2 separate regions of the Homo sapiens genome follow, and region 1 is linked to region 2. A link is a contact called in ENCODE Hi-C or POLR2A ChIA-PET data. All regions are on one chromosome and are shown on one strand. The core of a region is the stretch at or near the end of the contact, and the rest is flanking DNA. Distances in the headings are between cores, read along the strand shown.

Region 1 (3,081 bases), core at 76-2,575, 160 kb after region 2:
CCACCAGGCTTGGCTAATATTTGTATTTTTAGTAGAGATGGAGTTTCACCATGTTGACCAGGCTGGTCTTGAACTCCTGACTTCAGGTGATCTGCCCACCTCGGCCTCCCATAGTGTTGGGGTTACAGGCATGAGCCACTGTGCCCAGCCAGAAAAGACAAATCTATTTTTTTGTTTGTTTGTTCTTTTTTTGAGTTGGAGTCTTGCTCTGTCGCCCAGGCCGGAGTGCCGTGGCGCCATCTCGGCTCACTGCAACCTCCACCTCTCGGGTTCATGCCATTCTCCTGCCTCAGCCTCCCGAGTAGCTGGGATTACAGGCACGTGCCACCACACCCGGCTAATTTTTGTATTTTTAGTAGAGAAGGGGTTTCGCCTTATTGGCCAGGCTGGTCTCGAACTCCTGACTTCGTGATCCACCCGCCTCAGCCTCCCAAAGTGCTGGGATTACAGGCATGAGCCATCGCGCCCAGCCAGAAGAGACAAATCTATTAAGGCAAAAAGTACATTAGTGGTTGCCTGGAGCTGGGAGTGGGATCAGAGATTAAGGATAAGCAGGCCTGAGAGTTCCTGCTGGGGTGATGAAAAAGCTGCATTATATTAAAAATTTACTAAAAATAATCGAATTACACAAACAAAAGCAGTAGATTTCATGGCATGTAAATTACATAGCAATAAAACTGTCTTTTAAAAAAGAGAGGAAGAAAAGAAGAAGCAAAAGAAAAGAGGCCGGGCACAGTGGCTCATGCCTGTGATCCCAACACTTTGGGAGGCCAAGGCGGGTGGATCACCTGAGGTCAGGAGTTCGAGACCAGCCTGGCTAACACGGCAAAACCTTGTCTCTACTAAAAATACGAAAGTTAGCTGGGTGCTGTGGCGTGCGAGTGTAGTCCCAGCTACTTGGGAGGTTGAGGCAGGAGAACCGTTTGAACCCAGGAGGCAGAGGTTGCAGTGAGCCGAGATCACACCACTGCACTCCAGCCTGGGCAACAGAGCAAGACTCCGTCTCAAAAAAAAAAGAGAGAGAGAGAAAAAAAAAAAAAAAAGAGGAAGAGGAAGCGGAAGAATAACCACCCAAACCAATCGGTCTGCAGGGCTTGGGATTCAGCTTTTAAAAATTACATACATTTGCCCAACTCCAATCTTCCAGTTGTTCCCACTCTCCACAATTTCTTGAAGATTACTGCCTGCATTTCCTCGGTCACATGTGCCAATTATTTCAGTCCTCTGGAATGTCATTCATCAGGTTTAGAAACTTTTCGACAAGGTGAATATGGTAACGAAGTCCAAGAGTTGGATGTTTTCCCGCCCTTCTGAACCTCTTCCCTTCGCATACTCTTCTCCTCTGATGACTTCTCCTTTAGTCCGTGTTTACATTTTGTGATTTCTTAGACGTGAGCTCCTAGGCAACAGAAAGAGCTGGGGTAGTTGCGTGCACAGTGAGATGCACCTTAGGAAACTGTGGGCTTCTGGGGTGGCCTTCCCCTAAGTTCCCTGTGTGACTGTTGTAGATGTTTGTAGCTCAGTCTACCTAGCAACCCCTCCTCCTTCTGGAAACAGCTCTAGGTTTCCTGGGTGGGGTTTCCTTCTCCCCCTTGGTGTCTGTGGTCCTGGTGAGGCAGACCGCCACCCATGGGCTCCAGGAATAAGCAGGCGACTCAGGTCAATCCGGACACCAACATAGCTCAGCTCTGGCTGTGGTGATTGGCTGAAAGATGGACATGTGACCTAAGAGAGTCCAGTGAAAGTCAGTTCTGAGATGTTTTCTAGAAATACTGGAAAAGAGATGTTCTTTTTCTACCATGATTGCTTTGTGGTGGGATGTAAGGTTGACTGCTGTGAGCCTCGCTGGGCCACCATATGGGAAATTACCAAGAATGAAGCATTTACCTTTCCTATAGTCCCTGAAAAAAAAAAATAAAAATAAAAATGAAAATAAAAATAAAAATGAAGCTAACACAGGCCGGGCACTGTGGCTCATGCCTGTAATCCCAGCACTTTGGGAGGCCGAGGTGGGCACATCACCCGAGGTCAGGAGTTCGAGACCAGCCTGGCCAACATGGTGAAACCCCGTCTCTACTAAAAAAATTACAAAAATTAGCCAGGCGTGCTGGCATGTGCCTGTAATCCCAGCTACTCAGGAAGCTGAGGTAGGAGAATTGCTTGAACCCTGGAGGTGGAGGTTGCAGTGAGCTGAGATGGTGCCACTGCCCTCCAGCCTGGGCGACAGAGTGAGATCCGTCTCAAAAAAAAAAAAAAAAAAGTTAAATAAAGGAAATGGATCAGGAAATAGAGACAGCCAGACGCAGTGGCTCACGCCTGTAATCTCAGCACTTTGGGAGGCCGAGGCGGGTGGATTGATTGAGACCAGGAGTTTGAGACCAGCCTGGCCAACATGGTGAAACCATACAAAATTAACTGGGCGTGGTGGTGCATGCCTTTAATCCCAGCTACTAAAGAGGCTGAAGCAGAAGAATTGCTTGAACCCGAGAGATGGAGGTTGCAGTGAGCTGAGATCGCATCACTGCACTCCAGCCTGGGCTACAGAGCGAGACTCTGTCTCAAAAAAAAAAAAAAAAAAAAAGAAGCTAACACAAAGGAAATGAATCAAGAAATAGGGAAACAGTACTGATCTCACTGTGTGAGCCTCTGGGTCCATCCATACCTAAAGCTGGTACAAGCTGTACCCTTGCTATCAGGTGAGCCTGTGAATTCTCTTTTCATAACCAATTTGATCGTGATTTTTGTCACTTGTTGGCAAGAATAACACAGTGTCTGGCCAGGTGCGATGGCTCACATCTGTAATTCTAGCACTTTGGGAGGCCAAGGGCGAGGGATCACTGGAGGTCAGGAGTTTGAGACCAGCCTGGCCAACATGGTGAAACCCCATTGCTACAAAAATACCAAAATTAGCTGGGTGTGGTGGCAGGCACCTGTAGTTCCAGCTACTCGGGAGGCTGAGGCAGGAGAATCGCTTGAACCCGGGAAGTGGAGGTTGCAGTGAGCCGAGATCATGCCACTGTGCTCTAGCCTGGATGACAGAGTGAGACTCTGTCTCAAAAATAAATAAATAAATACATAAAT
Region 2 (3,291 bases), core at 707-3,206:
CCAGTTCTAAGGATTATAGGCACACAGCTCTGAGTTCTCCAATCTTCTAAACAAAAACAAGATTTCTACACTGTTGTACAAGTTTTATGCAATAACATTTCAATCTGTAGTTTTATGTTACTGGTTACAAAACTTTCACTGGTGAGGCTACTATATTATTTTCTATTCTATGACATGGCAATTATTTTACACGATTTTGGGTGAACTACTGTCTTATCTCAATTATATTATCCTGACTGTGGAAGCATTTTAATACAAATTTCCCATCTCCCTCCACTAAATGCTATTATCACTGCTAACAGCAGATGGCAGTAGGGTGCAGAGAAAGGAAACAGGTATGGATGCAGAATCTGGCTGTGGGGACTTTCACACCTCCCTTACACTCTGCATGGCTCTCAATTTGCCTTCTGTAAAATGACTCAGTTTCTTCTAATCCTCTTAGTCTGTAATAGTGGTTGGCAAACTATAGCTCAAGGGTCAAATTGGGCATATCACCTGTTCCTGAGGGGCCTGCAAGCGAAGAAAGGTATTTTAACATTTTTTTAATGGTTGGGGGGAAAAGAATTAATAGCTCATGAAACATGCAACTTATATGAAATTTAAATTCCAGTGTCTGGACACCTCGGGAGACTGAGGCGGGTGGATTACCTGAGGTCAGGAGTTTCAGACCAGCCTGGCCAACATGGTGAAACCCTGTCTCTACTAAAAATACAAAGAACATCTGGGCATGGTAGCGCATGCCTGTAATTCCAGCTACTCAGGAGGCTGAGGTGGGAGGATTACTTGAACCCAGGAGGTGGAGGTTGCAGTGAGCCGAGATCGTGGCACTGCGCTCTAGCCTGGGCAACAGAGCAAGACTTCATCTCAAAAAATATAAAAATTTAAATAAGTAAATAAATTCCGGTGTCCATTAAAAAAGTCTTAACTGTCTACGGCTGCTCTATTTTCTTCTATCTAGCTAGCTGTTTATTGAGCTAGGGTCTCACTCTATTGTCCAGGCTGGAGTGCAGTGGCACAATCACAGGTCATTGTGGCCTCAAACTCCTAGGCTTAATTGATCCTCCCAGCTCAGCCTCCTCAGTAGCTGGGACTACAGCAGCTTGTGGCTACGTTACTGCAACAATGACTAAATAGTTGCAGAGTTGGAAAAAAGACCCAAAAAGCCTAAAATACATACTATCTAGCCCCTGACAGAAAAGGGGGCAATTTGTAAGAGTAAAATAATTTTCAATATCACTCTCTCTTCCTACACTACACATTGGCTAATTCATGATTAGTAAAATGACCTAAGCACATACCAGCAAGGAGATTATATTTTAGGAAAGGGACTTTAAAGTCTACTCAAATGGGGGATTCAACTAACTTCTCACCTAAAAAGCACTCAAAGAATGAGGTATATTTTTCCAGGAAGTCTGATGTCATTTATCTTTCTCCTTTTGTACCTCCCAAGGGAAGACAGAAGCTAAATTAAACACATTATCCCTGTTCTTATATTCCTATAAAACTGAATTTTTTGAAATGTGGTGCAGGAGAACCAATGGTCATATATATGCCATGTTTCATTTTACTAGTTATGTATTAATTTCACATATATTAGGAAAAGCCACAACAAGCAATTTAAACACACGAGCCTATACATTGTGTTTAGCTTAGGACAAAGCTGCATTACAATTTTCATATTTAAGTATGTAATAAAATACGGCAGAAAACCATGGCAATGAAAGTTCAGGCAACACTAATTCACAAAGTCGCTGCCAAGGTTAAAATTTTAAACATTTCCTGAAAAGCATGCTCTTTATGGGAATTAATGTGCCGAAGGATTGTGTAATTAAGTACCATGTTTTGTGAACTTGGCTTAAATGGAACCGTGTCATGAAACAAAGTAAGCTTTTAAGGACTCTGGTCAGAAACAAGGGGGTAAAAAGGAAGACTTTTCTGAAACTGTGTCAACACAAATTATGTCAATTCCAAAACAAAGCTCTATGACTCAACCATGAGTGTCTAGGACCACACAGCTATGAATCAGAACTAGAGAAAGATATAGACTGCAGCCTTTATTTTACAGAACCAAAAGCCACAGGCTCTCTCTACCCCTCCTACCACCATCTGGGGAGCAGCTAGAAGCAGTTCTTGAAAATAACCCAAGGAAAAGAAAAAAGAAAAAAAATTTCCCAAGAAACAACACAAGCAAAGTCAGTAGAATTATTTGAGTTCACAACTAAATCCTCATTATTTTAACTCTTGGGGACATTCATGGTATCCTGAAGAACTGATGCTTGCTCCTTAAAGAATTCCTGTGTGAAGGGAGTGAGGGAGAGAGGGAGGGAGAGAGAGAGAGACCAAGGAAGGAAGCGAGTGTGAAAGGCTGTCCAAGGCTTTAGGCCAGAAGCCTAAAGCTGGTACTCCAACCTGCTTTATTCATTCTAGAAAATCTTCCAAGACATCTTAAACTGACATTTAATAATTGGAGATTTTACTTAAAAACCTGACATTTAAGAATTGGAGGTTTTACTTAAAAACTCAGACTTTGGGCCAGGCCCAGTGGCTCACACCTGTAATCCCAGCACTTTGGGAGCCCAAGGCGGGTGGATCACTTGAAGTCAGGAGTTCGAGACCAGCCAGGCCAACATGGTGAAACCCTGTCTCTACTAAAAATACAAAAATTAGCTGGACATAGTAGTGCGCGCACCTGTAATCCCAGCTACTCGGGAGGCTGAGGAACGACAATCACTTGAACCCAGGAGGTGGAGGTTGCAGTGAGCTGAGATGGTGCCACTGCACTCCAGTCTGGGTGACAGAGCGAGACTATGTCTCCAAAAAAAAAAAAAAACACAACACAACTATTAAAGGATATGACCTTTAAGGGAATGGGATCACACTGGGAAGACAGAGTACTATTATTGTTTTTTACCTTTTTTTGTTTTTGTTTTTTGAGACAGGGTCTCACAAGGGGTCACACTTTGCCCAGGCTGGAATACAACAGCGCAATCATAGCTCACTGCAGCCTCAACCTCCCAGGCTCCGGCAATCCTCCCACCTCAACTATAGTCCCAGAGTAGCTAGGACTATAGACACACGCCACCACGACCAGCTAATTTTTGTATTTTTGGTAGAGACAAGGTTTTTGCCATGTTGCCCAGGTTGGTCTGGAACTCCCAAGCTAAAGCAATCTGACTGCCTTGCCCTCCCAAAGTGCTGGGACTACAGGCATGAGCCACGGCGCCTGGTCAAGTATTATTTTTTATCATATGTGTTTCTCTAAGATTTGCACTGTTTAATATGAATGTAGGG

What was found. Hi-C counts contacts between places; a loop is a spot of excess contacts on that map. ChIA-PET counts read pairs that join two places held with the same protein, here RNA polymerase II (POLR2A). Pooled maps may share reads with other maps.
Region 1: a map with no recorded cell type shows a loop between it and region 2 (9-fold over the local background). The contact joins two enhancer-like sites. A Hi-C loop is called at or near these places in 4 of 37 single-sample maps with no recorded cell type and 2 of 50 pooled maps. POLR2A ChIA-PET finds 5 or more read pairs at or near these places in 8 of 52 experiments (B cell, BJ, GM10248 and 5 more).

Annotation. Positions count from the first base shown.
Region 1 is chr20:47,437,611-47,440,691 of GRCh38, forward strand. No RefSeq gene overlaps it. Among named protein-coding and RNA genes, the nearest start is that of LINC01754, 27 kb to the left of the region's middle. Within about 2 kb of position 1,326, at least 8 of the 41 ENCODE cell types and tissues checked have a DNase peak (open chromatin) inside an H3K27ac peak, as active enhancers do.
Region 2 is chr20:47,272,680-47,275,970 of GRCh38, forward strand. The region is part of intron 11 of ZMYND8 (zinc finger MYND-type containing 8); the gene reads right to left. Among named protein-coding and RNA genes, the nearest start is that of ZMYND8, 82 kb to the right of the region's middle. RefSeq lists an enhancer at 3,165-3,291. Within about 2 kb of position 1,957, at least 13 of the 41 ENCODE cell types and tissues checked have a DNase peak (open chromatin) inside an H3K27ac peak, as active enhancers do.